Regions from separate parts of the Homo sapiens genome. Here region 1 is linked to region 2. The links are chromatin loops, found by intact Hi-C in ENCODE. Cell type or tissue: heart right ventricle. All regions are shown on one strand. Each heading gives the region's core, and the rest is flanking DNA. Links, peaks and the distances in the headings are about the cores only.

Region 1 (5,802 bases), core at 1-5,000, 110 kb before region 2:
GAAACCCTATGAATGTAAGACATGTGGGAAGGCCTTTAAACAGCTTACACAGCTTACTCGACATCAGAGAATTCATGACCTAACATAATTAATGTAGGAAACTGTTCTCATGCCATTTGTCATGGATCATCAGCAGATTCCATATGTGGGTCAAATACAATGGATGTGTATTACTTCATATTCACTTTTTCCAGAATTACGACTTTTTTTTTTTTTTTTGAGACGGAGTCTTGCTCTGTCGCCCAGGCTGGAGTGCAGTGGCGCTATCTCGGCTCACTGCAAGCTCTGCCTCCTGGGTTCATGCCATTCTCCTGCCTCAGCCTCCCTAGTAGCTGGGACTACAGGTACCTGCCACCACGCCTGGCTAATTTTTTTGTTTTTGTATTTTTAGTAGAGACAGGGTTTCACTGTGTTAGCCAGGATGGTCTCGATCTCCTGACCTGGTGATCCACCCACCAAAATTAGGACATTTAATACTGAAAGAAATTGATAATGAATGTAGATGAGTTTTCTATCATGATTCAAAGCTTATTGAAGTTATACAAATTCATATTAGAGAATGTGGTCAATGACAAAAGACAACCATTTACTACCTACGTGACATTAGGCTAGTTATGTAAATTCTCTGTGCCAAAATTACTAATTGATAAAATGTTGATGGCAATAGTTGTTTTTGTGTATTTTTTGTTTGTTTGTTTTGTTTTGAGACAGAGTCTTGCTCTGTTGCCCAGGCTGGAGTGCAGTGGTGCTATCTTGGCTCACTGCAACCTCTGCCTCCTGGGTTCAAGTGATTCTCCTGCCTCTGCCTCCTGAGTAGCTCAGATTACAGGCATGCACCACCATGCTTGGCTAATTTTTGTATTTTTAGTAGAGACGGGGTTTCACTGTGTTGGTCAGGGTGGTCTCAAACTTTTGACCTCGTGATCCCCCTACCTCGGCCTCCCAAAGTGCTGGGATTACAGGTGTGAGCCACCACGCCTGGCTAGTAATAGTTTTTTTATAATAAATAAGTGTGACTATATTTTTCATGTTTGACTACTGACTTTGTTTTAAGCTTCGCCTTCCCTGTCTATTTCCCTGTCTACTTTAGCCCATAACTGCAAAGGTGGCTAAGAAAGTCCTTGCTGGAAAGAAAGCAAGCAAAACTAAAGTCTGTGCGCACCTTCTCCTTTGGATCCAGTGGGCAATTTATATTAGAAATTCCAAGCCGGGCGTGGTGGCTCACGCCTGTAATGCCAGCACTTTCGGAGGCTGAGGTGGGTGGATCACCTGAGGTTAAGAGTTCAAGACCAGCCTGGCCAACATGTTGAAACCCCATCTCTACTAAAAATACAAAATCAGCCAGACATGGTGGCATATGCCTGTAATCCCAGCTATTCAGGAGGCAAGGCTGGAGAATCGCTTGAACCTGGGAGGCGGATGTTGCAGTGAGCCAGTCAGTGGAGCAGTCAGAACACACACAGTGTTTATCAATTAAGTTTGTAGTCAGAACACACACCATGTTTATCAATTAAGTTTGCTGTCTTATATGGACACAGTTTGTGATGCCCTAAAACAAGTAGTGGTGCCTAAGATAATCATAGGCCACCATAACAGATATAACAACAATGAGAAAGTTGAAATATTGTTGGGATCATCCAAATATGACACAGATACAAAGTGAGCACATGCTGGTGAATAAATGGAGCCAATAGACTTGTTCACTGCATGGTTACGTCAGAGGCGTGTAAACCAGAGCAACTTCTTCTTGAATAGGAGCTGTGTAAAGTAACACTGAAACCTACTGGACTGCATTCCTAGACAGATAAGTCATTCTAAGTCACAAGATGAGATATGAGGTCAGCATAAGATACAGGTCATAAAGACCTTGCTGAGAAAACATCTTGCAGTAAAGAAGTCGGCCAAATCCAAGATGGTGACAAGAGTGACCTCTGGTCGTCCTCACTGCTATACTCCCAGCAGCACCATGACACCCAGCTAAGTTTTTATTTTTTATTTCAGTAGAGTTGGAGTCTTGCTTTGTTACCCAGGCTGGTCTTGAATTCCTGTCTTCAAGCAATCTTCCCACCTTATGAATATAAAGAATGGCCCACCTTGTCCTCTCAAAGTGCTGGGATTACAATCATGAGCCACTGCACCTGGGACTTTCTTTTTCTTTTTTCTTTTTTTTTTTTTTGAGATGGAGTTTTGCTCTTGTTGCCCAGGCTGGAGTGCAATGGCACGATCTTGGCTCACTGCAACCTCCGCCTCCCAGGTTCAAGCGATTCTCTTGACTCAGCCTCCTGAGTAACTGGGATTACAGGCATGCTCCACCATGCCCGACTAATTTTTGTATTATTTAGTAGAGACGGGGTTTCTCCATGTTGGTCAGGCTGGTCTCTGAACTCTGGGCAGGACTAATTTAGATAAGGTAGTCAGGAAAGGCATTTCTTACAAGGTGGTATTTGCATGAATGTAGACATATGGTTGCATTTTATTATATGTAAATTACACTTCAATAAAGTTGATGAAAAAAATCTTACCTCATCGTCTATGCACTTCGGATTGTTGTATTTCATTCTATTTAAATTACACTTGCGTTTAAAAAATTTAACACTTCTCTAAAACATATCTGTTGATTTGTACTTTTACTAATATGCTTATGGATGATTTATATACACACACACACACACACATATCTTTTAAGAAGGTTATTTTAAGGTTAATCAATTGAGGCTTTGTCTCAATTGATTTTTTTTGAGACAGTCTCGTTCTGTCGCCCAGGCTGGAGTGCAGTGGCGTGATCTCGACTCACTGCAAGCTCCACCTCCCAGGTTCACGCCATTCTCCTGCCTCAGCCTCCCTAGTAGCTGTGACTACAGGTGCCCGCCACCACGCCTGGCTAATTTTTTGTATTTGTAGTAGAGACGGAATTTCACCATGTTAGCCAGGATGGTCTCAATCTCCTGACCTCATGACCCGCCCACCTCGGCCTCCCAAAGTGCTGGGATTACAGGCGTGAGCCACCCCGCCCGGCTCAATTGATTCTTTTGTCTCAATTTGTAGTCAGTTGAGGTTTGTCTCAATTTATGGAAACAAATCAAATGTTTGTTCTCAAATTCTTACTCTGTCATTTATTATTCTCCATGTTTTTGTAACTGCTTCCTTGGAGATATTTAAACATAAATATATACAGAGAGGGTGAAGATGGAGGAGTGCTTTTTACAGTTCACAGTTGTCTTTTTCATGTGTGACAGGTTTTTGCTGTGTTGCCCAGGCTGGAGTGCAATGCCACAATCTTGGCTCACTGCAGCCTCAACTTCCCGGGCTCAATCGATCCCCCACCTCAGCCTCCCGAGTAGCAAGGACTACAGGCGCACACCACCACACCTAGCTAATTTTTGTATCTTTTGTAGAGACAGGGTTTCACCATGTTGTCCAGGCTGGTCTTGAACTCTTGGGCTCAATTGGTCCTAGCACCTCAGCCTCCTAGGTGCTGGGATTACAGGTGTGAGCCACTGTGTTCAGCCAATACTCTTAACGTTTTTACTTTTCACTTTTAAAAATTAACTCTTTTTATGAAAAAAGTAGAATTTTTTAAAGAGCAGAGAAAAGCACAATGAAGACAGAAAGATCACCTGTATATTCTTATTGACCAAAGATGATCTATTTGGGGTAAATCCTTTTTTTTTTTTTTGAGACGGGAGTTTTGCTATTGTTGCCCAGGCTGGAGTGCAATGGCACGATCTCGGCTTACCGCAACCTCTGCCTCCCAGGTTTAAACAATTCTCCTGCCTCAGCCTCCTGAGTAGCTGGGATTACAGGCATGCACCACCACGCCCGGCTAATTTTGTATTTTTAATAGAGACAGGGTTTCTCCATGTTGAGGCTGGGCTTGAACTCCAGACCTCAGGTGATCTGACTGCCTCGGCCTCCCAAAGTGCTGGGATTACAGGCAGGATCCACGTGCCCGGCCGGTAAATCCTTTTAATAGAGGAGTTTCAATATTTCTCCTCTGCCATAGTATTAGAAAGAAAAGAATCATTATTGACATCTTTACGACATTGAGTTTTTCTCTTGTACCTGGTGTGTCTTTATTTCAGTAGGTATTCTTTTATGTGCTTTAGTAAGTCTTTATATTTTTAGCATAAAAGTGTACACATTTCTTGTTTTACTTATTTCTAGATACTTAATGGCTTTTGTTTATAATATGATTGGGATATTTTTTCTGTTGTGTAATTGATTACTATTACTATGTACTAAACTGTTGGTTTTTGTCTAAGGATTGTAACATTGATGAACTACTTTAGTAGATGAAATGGTTTCTTCATGAGATTGAATTGTCTAAAGAGATGTTGGTATTATTTGTAAATAAAAGTATTTGCCTATTCCTTTCTATATGCCTTATTTCTTAATTTATACTTGTAGCTTGGATCATATGTGTAATATGAATGTCTACAGCACTAACTAGTTTCCTCACTTGACCCTTTCTTTAAGTGAGGTTTTTTTTTTTTTTGGTGTTTTTTTTTTTTGAGACAGGGTCTCACTCTGTCACCAGGCTTGAGGGCAGTGGCATGATCACTGCTCACTGCAGCCCCAACCTCCCAGGCTCAATCAGTCCTTCCACCTCAGCCTCCCAAGTACCTGGGACTACAGGTGTGCACTGCCATGCCCGGCTCATTTTTGTATTTGCAGAGATGGGGTTTTGCCGTGTTGTCGAGGCCACTGTCGAACTTCTGGGCTCAAGCCATCTGCCGTCCTTGGCCTCCTGAAGTGCTGGGATTACAGGTGTGAGCCATTGTTCCTGGCCAAGGAAATATTTTTAATGTTCGCCATTAAGGATGATTGCTGTACGTTTATGGTTTTGTTAATTAAAACAATTTTTAGCTGGGCATGGTGGCTCACACCTGTAATCCCAGCACTTTGGGAAGCCGAGGTGGGTGGACCATTTGAGATCAGGAGTTCAAGAACAGCCTGGCCACCATGGTGAAACCCCACCTCTACTAAAAATACAAAAATTAGCCAGACATGGTGGTGGGCGCCTGTAATCCCAGCTACTTGGGATGCTGAGGCAGGAGAATCGCTTGAACCCAGGAGGTGGAGGTTGCAGTGAACCAAGATCTCGCCACTGCACTCCAGCCTGGGTGACAGAGCAAGACTGTCTCAAAAAACAAAAACAAATTTTAATAAAGGAACTATGTCAAGCTATAAATAAAACCACTTGGGCCTATATTTAGCCAGAGATTGTATCTTCCACTATTCAAAGACAAGACCTCAAGACTTGTTATATTTTTGTTAAGTTGGTTGAGGTATAATTTACATAGATTACAATTCATACTTTGAAATGAACAACTTGATTAATGTTGATATCGGTATTTGTTTAGCTACCATCACAATCATAGAGGATGTTTCCATCATCCCAAAAAGTCCCCTCATGTCCCTTTGCAGTCGGTCCTTCCCTCCCTGCTTATTCACAGCTTGCTTCAACTGCAGATCTGCTTCTTCTTTTTTTTTTTTTTTTGAGATGGAATTTTGGTCTTGTTGCCCAGGGTAGAGTGCAATGGCGCGAACTTGGCTTACCGCAACCTCCGCCTCCCAGGTTCAAGTGATTCTCCTGCCTCAGCCTCCCAAGTAGCTGGGATTACAGGCATGCGCCACCACACCTGGCTAATTTTGTATTTTTAACAGAGATGGGTTTTCTCCATGTTGGTCAGGCTGGTCTGGAACTCCCAACCTCCGGTGATCTGCCTGCTTCGGCCTCTGAAAGTGCTGGGATTACAAGCGTGAGCTGCCACGCCCAGCCAGATCTGCTTTTTATAACTG
Region 2 (6,645 bases), core at 663-5,662:
ATAGATTACAACTTAACTTACATCAGACTCTTCATACTGGCGAGAAGCCAGTCAGGTTTCCTCTCCTCCCTCCCCATCCTAGTCTAGCATCATGAAATTTGTTGATGGAAATATACATTGTCTTTGTTTTATTTAAGGAAAAAGTTGGTAAGCCACCAGTTTCATTAGTATTTATTTATTTAAATAATCCTTGAAAATCAAATGTTTTTAAGTGAGAAAGTGGATAACTAAAGTGTAAATTTTGGTCTCATTTTAATGCTGTTTCTGAGTTATTGTATTAACCATTATTGAGAATAAATTTTTTTATTGAGAATAAATTTTCTAAAATTACATGTTTCACTGAAACCAGTGAAATATTTCACTGAAACAGTGAAATAAAATGAAAACAATTTCCTCCCTTCCCTCAAATCTCTGAGATAACCAGTATGTGTATTTCTTCTTCCTTTATGCTCAAACAACCTGTACACAGAAAGCATTTTTTGCATGTGTTTGGAGGAGCTTTTACCCCCATACAGACATTTGACAGCGTCTTGTCCTTTTCATAATAATCATGAATACTTTTCCAGGTCAGTACGTAAAGATGTAACCCATTCTTTGTAAGGTTCAGAATATTTCTAGAATGGAATGTATGTCCGTATTTTGGGCCATTACCTACTACAGACATTGAAGTTGTTTCTAATGTTCACCTAGAACTCTAATTTTACCTTCTTTTGTTTCTATTGTGCAGATTCCCAACAGTGGGATTAAAGAGTATCTGGCGTATATATTTTGACATTACATTTATTTTTTAAAATCTTCTAAATTTTTTGTTTAATAAAAGCACACATTATAAAAATTCAAAAATTACCAAAAATGTGAAAATTAATTCTCCCCTAACATCCAGTTCTGTAGCCACTCACTTTCCACAGATGCAACAACTGCTATCAGTTTCCTTTTATTCTAACGGGAATATTTCATGTAAATTTCATAAATTCTTTGGACAAAAGTAGGTTATTCATAATATGTGATTTATTACACATTCTCATTATTAGTCCACATTTGGCCTACTTCATTTTTTTTTTTTTTGAGACACACCCAGGCTGGAGTCCAGTGGTGCAATCTTGGCTCACTGCAACCTCCGCCACCCAGGTTAAAAATTCTCCTGCCTCAGCCTCCTGAGTAGCTGGGACTACAGGCATGCGCAGCCACTATGCCCGGCCAATAAGCTATATTTATTCTTATTTGATGTGGATGAAAATTATCAAAATTGGCCAGGCTTGGTGGCTCATGCCTGTAATCCCAGCACTTTGGGAGGCCGAGGCGGGCGGATCACGAGGTCAGGAGATCGAGACCATCCTGGCTAACATGGTGAAACCCCGTCTCTACTAAAAAAAAAATACAAAAATTAGCTGGGCGTGGTGGTGGGTGCCTGTAGTCCCAGCTACTCGGGAGGCTGAGGCAGAAGAATGGCGTGAACCTGGGAGATGGATCTTGCAGTAAGCTGAGATCGCGCCACTGCACTCCAGCGTGGGCAACACAGTGAGACTCTGTCTCAAAAAGAAAAAAAAAAAAGAAAATTGTCAAAACACAACCAATAGATAATGTTAACATGCATTCTAACATGCAATTTATTGGATTTAGCGAATAGAATGTGAGTGGAAGTTACTTTTGGTAGAACTGTTGGGAAAAGGGCTTGTGGAGTGCCTGCATAAACTGGCCATAAAAATATGGGACAATAAGTTGTGGAAAGCCACAAGAGGCCTCTGAGGAGGAAAGCCTCCTAATTGCCATCACGTTCCTATGACCAGAGTGTGACCTGCTCTCTTATCTATAAACACTGTGCTCAAGGAGAAAGACACTCCTTTGAAGCATTGGAATGTGGCCAGATATGCTGGCTTCTAGTTAGGCCCACTCCCCACAGCTGCTCTCTGATAAGTAAAAGAATAAATCAGTAGTTAAGTTTATGCTGCTTCAGCACAAAGAAAATGTACCTAAACTGCCATTGCCCCCCTTTCACTGTTTCACCCCTGAACATCTGCTTCTTAGATCTAAGTGATTGTACTCAATAAATAGTGTGGAGACCAGAGCTTGGCGCCTTTGCAGCTTTTGATTTGCTCTGGCCCCTTGGCTCCCACCTTTATGAACTCTTAACCTGTCTCTTCTCATTCCTTTGTCGCCACCGGACTTCAGGTACCCTACAGGTGGTGTTGAGGCTGGTCCCCAACAGAACTTTACATGTGCTTTCATATTATGACTTGGCTTTTGCCACTGGCCATGAGAAGGACATGCCACATGTAGCCATTTGCTCATCCATGAAAACCTTCCAAGAATAGTGGCAGTGCTTCACTTCCACCTTCTAAATCTCATGCAAATTTCACCAACATGGTGAAACTCCGTCTCTACTAAAAATACAAAAATTATCCAGGTGTGGTGGCAGGCCCCTATAATCCCAGCTACTCAGGAGGCTGACGCAGGAAAATCACTTGAACCCAGAGGGCGGAGGTTGCAGTGAGCCGAGATCGCGCCATTTCACTCCAGCCTGGGTGAAAGGGCGAAACTCTGTCTCAAAAAGTAAGGCCGGGTGTGGTGGCCCATGCCTGTAATCCCAGCACTTTGGGAGGCCGGGGCAGGTGGATCACCTGAGGTCAGGAGTTGGAGACCAGCCTGGCCAACATAGTGAAACCCCTCTCTACTAAAAATACAAAAATTGGCCTGGCGTCGTGGCACGCACCTGTAATCCCAGCTACTCAGGAGGCTGAGGCAGGAGAATCGCTTGAACCCAGGAGGCAGAGGTTGCAGTGAGCCGAGATCACGCCATTGCACTCCAGCCTGGGCAACAGAGCGAGACTTTGTCTCAAAAAAATGAATAAAAATAAAAAAATGACCACTATCAAAAAGACAAACAATAAGAGATCTTGGTGAGGGCAGAGAGAGGGGAACACTTTAGTACACTGCTGGTGGGAATGTAAATTAGTATAACCACTATAGAAAAAATTATAGAGTTTCCTCAAGAAACTAAACATAGATCAACCAAATAATCCAGAAATCTCACTACTGGGTACATATCCAAAAGGAAGGAAATCAGTATATCTAAGAGGTATCTGCACACCCAAGTTTACTGCAGCACTATTAACAACAGCCAAAATATGGAATCAACCTAAGTCTCCATCAATGCATAATGGATTTATACACAATGGAATACTATTCAGCCATAAACAGAATGAAATCCTACCATTTGCAGCAACATGGGTGGAAGTGGAGGTTAATTATGTTAAGGGAAATAAGCGAGGAACAGAAAGACAAACTTGGCATGTTCTCATGCATAAGTGGGAGCTAAAAGAGTTGATCTCATGGAGGTCAGAGTAGAATGATGGTTACCAGAGGTTCGGAAGTGAGTGGCTAGTGGTGAAGAGAGGTTGGTTAATGGATATAAAAATATGCTTAGATAGGGCCGAGTGCGGTGGCTTATGCCTGTAATCCCAGCACTTTGGGAGGCCGAGGTGGGTGGATCACGACGAGGTCAAGAGTCGAGACCATCCTGGCCAACATGGTGAAATCCCATCTCTACCAAAAATACAAAAATAAGCTGGGCGTGGTGGCTCACGCCTGTAGTCCCAGCTACTCAGGAGGCTGAAGCAGGAGAATTGCTTAAACCCAGGAAGCAAATGTTGCCGTGAGCCAAGATCGCACCACTGCACTCCAGTCTGACAACAGAGCGAGACTGTCTCAAAAAAATATATATATGGTTAGATAGAAGGAATAAGTTCTAGTGTTTGATAGGATAGTAGGATGACTATAGTTAATAATTTATTGTATATTTCAAAATAGGTAGAATATTTGAAATGTTTCTAACACAAGGAAATGATAAATGTTTGAGGTGGATATCCTAATTACCCTGATTTATTACATATTGTATGCATGTATCAAAATATCACACATATCCCATAAATATGTACAATCATTATGCAGCAATAAAAACATACACTGTAATCCCAGCACTTTGGCAGGCTGAGGCGTGGGATCACTTGAGGTCAGGAGTTCAAGACCAGCCTGGCCAACATGGTGAAACCCCATTTCTACTAAAAATACAAAAATTAGCCGGGTATGGTGGTACATGCCTGTAATCCCAGCTACTTGGGAGGCTGAGGCTGACGAATTGGTTGAACCTGGGAGGCGGAGGCTGCAGTGAGCCGAGATTGTGCCACTGCACATATACAATCAGGGACCTTTAAATGGCACTGTGTTGGAATTAAGAATACCACTGAGAACCAAGGGATAGCAGAATTGGCCCCACTTAGTATTATTCCCAATGATTGCATATGCCCTGATGACTATGTATTGGCTGGTTTGTCAGCCACTGTTAGATGTGATGGAGACGCCCAACAGAGCACACACACTGAGTTCCATCTTCCATAGGTGTGCCACCCCCAGACATGAAGCCTGCCACTCCAATGGGGGGCTGATCATCTGGATGGAGTTTACAAATACGGGCTAACTGTAATGTGTTACTTGTGTTGTGAGTTGACCTGCGGAACAATGATGAGACCATGTGGCAAGGCCTGTGTGTGTGTAGGCTGACTACTACTGGATATGTAATTCAGAAGCCAGTCTAAAGATATCTTTGAAGACACAAATCAGGAGGTACTGCTGCTGATGAAGCAGAGCTAGGGATTTTTATTTATTTAAAAAAATTACAGACAGTACAATTCACTTTTTTGTATGTATACTTCTATTTTTTACACATGCATAGATTTTTTATCTATGACCACAAGCAGGATACAAAACAATTCCAACACCTCAAAGAATTGCCTCGTGCAACCCCTCTGTATTCAGACCCCACCCCACCCCAGACACTCAGCAACATTTGATCTGTTTTCTGTTGTTATATTTTCACCTTTTCCAGCATGTCATATAAATGGAATCATACAGTATGTAACTTTTTGGGACTGGGTTCTTTCCTTTAGCGTAATGCATTTGAGGTTCATCTATGTAGCTGCATGTTTCAGTAGCTCATTATTGTTATCGTTGAGTAGAATTCCATCTTGGGAATGTACCACAGTGTATCCATTTACACACTGAAGAACATTTGCTTGTCTCTAGTTTTTTTTTTAATTATAAATAATACTTACAAACACTCATGTACAGGTTTCTGTGTGCACATAATTTTTCATTTCTCTAGGATAAGTACTTATAAGTGGGATTGCTGGGTCATATTGGATGTGTAACTTTTTGAGACTGGCATATTGTTTTCCAGACCGGCTTTACCATTTTGCCTTTCCTATTAGCAATGTATGAAAGTTCCAGTAACAAATCCACACCTGTACTCCTGAATCTAAAACAAAAGTTAAAAAAGAAAGAGTTCCAGTTGTTCCACATTCTTGTCAGCACTTGGTATTGTCACATATCTAGGGTTTTGAAAAGTCCGATTATAGGCCGGGTGCGGTGGCTCACGCCTGTAATCCCAGCACTTTGGGAGGTCGAGGTGGGCGGATCATGAGGTCAGGAGATCGACACCACCCTGGCTAACACAGTAAAACCCCGTCTCTACTAAAAATACAAAAAATTAGCTGGGCATGGTGGCAGGTGCCTGTAGTCCCAGCTACTCAGGAGGCTGAGGCAGGACAATGGTGTGAACCCAGGAGGCGGAGCTTACAGTGAGCCAAGATCGAGCCACTGCCTCCAGCCTGGGCGACAGAGCGAGACACTGTCTCAAAAAAAAAAAAAAAGCCTGATTATAAACTGATAAATATCTAGAACATCCCAGGTGCATGTTGTAGACTAGTGTTGGAGCCTGTGCTTTTGCTGTTGCACATTACTTGTGAAGCAGGACATGGCAAGCCTGGCTCTATTGCTAGACCAGAAACTGAGTGGAGAAATTCAAGCATTAGCTGACAAGAAATGATCACATTTGAGATGTACTGTGCACTATCTGATACTGGGGACACAGAGGGTGAGGAGATATGCTTGTTCACATACATTATCAGGAAATACACAGCAGTTATAGGAACCATGTTTATAAGATGGAGCTGATTTACAGTCAGACTGCAAAGCTCTAAAATTATCTCCACGATGCCCAGATGTCTGGCTCTGACTCTTGGTTGGGATAAGGCCAGTGAGCTATACAAGGTACTAGTTAAAGTCTGATATTCCCTGGGAGACTCCCAGAGCCAATTTGTTTATGATGGCTTTTTAACTTTTTTAAACTTACATAACCAGTTAGATAGCCTGGCTTGACTATGTAACCAGTGAACAGAGAAGCATAAATACCCATGCAGTGGCTGGGCACGGTGGCTCATGCCTATAATCCCAGCACTTTGGGAAACCGAGGTGGGCGGAGGATTGCCTGAGGTCAGGACTTCGAGACCAGCCTGGCCAACATGGAGAAACCCTGTCTCTACTAAAAACACAAAAACTAGCTGGTTGTGGTGGCACATGCCTGTAATCCCAGATACTTAGGGAGGCTGTGGCAGGAGACTTGCTTGAACCTGGGAGGCGGAGGTTGCAGTGGGCTGAGATTGCACCATTGCACTCCAGCCTGGGTGACAGAGCAAGACTCTGTCTCAAAAAACAAAACAATGACAACAAAAAAACCCATGTAGAGAAGTTCTGCTGTCAGCTCTCCCCAAATCAAGTTTGATACAGGTCTTAGTGCTTCAGTTCAGAGAC

What was found. A loop is a pair of places that touch in the nucleus more often than their neighbours do. Peaks named below come from ENCODE experiments on the same cell type or tissue, not always from the same donor. Only the 100,000 strongest peaks of a DNase experiment are listed, where the experiment ranks them.
Region 1: it touches region 2 in a loop (2.2-fold over the local background); 4 of 110 quality-filtered maps call a loop at or near these places.

What each region holds. Positions count from the first base shown.
Region 1 is chr19:36,742,053-36,747,854 of GRCh38, reverse strand. ZNF850 (zinc finger protein 850) reads left to right here. Exons shown (of 5, transcript NM_001193552.2): 5 at 1-4,375. The coding sequence ends at 88. Among named protein-coding and RNA genes, the nearest start is that of ZNF850, 28 kb to the left of the region's middle. In heart right ventricle, for the core only: no CTCF peak of the experiment used is centred there; no DNase peak of the experiment used is centred there.
Region 2 is chr19:36,632,103-36,638,747 of GRCh38, reverse strand. It overlaps ZNF382 (zinc finger protein 382), which reads right to left. Exons shown (of 5, transcript NM_032825.5): 5 at 4,634-6,645. It overlaps ZNF461 (zinc finger protein 461), which reads left to right. Exons shown (of 6, transcript NM_153257.5): 6 at 1-2,130. The coding sequence ends at 95. Among named protein-coding and RNA genes, the nearest start is that of ZNF382, 30 kb to the right of the region's middle. In heart right ventricle, for the core only: no CTCF peak of the experiment used is centred there; no DNase peak of the experiment used is centred there.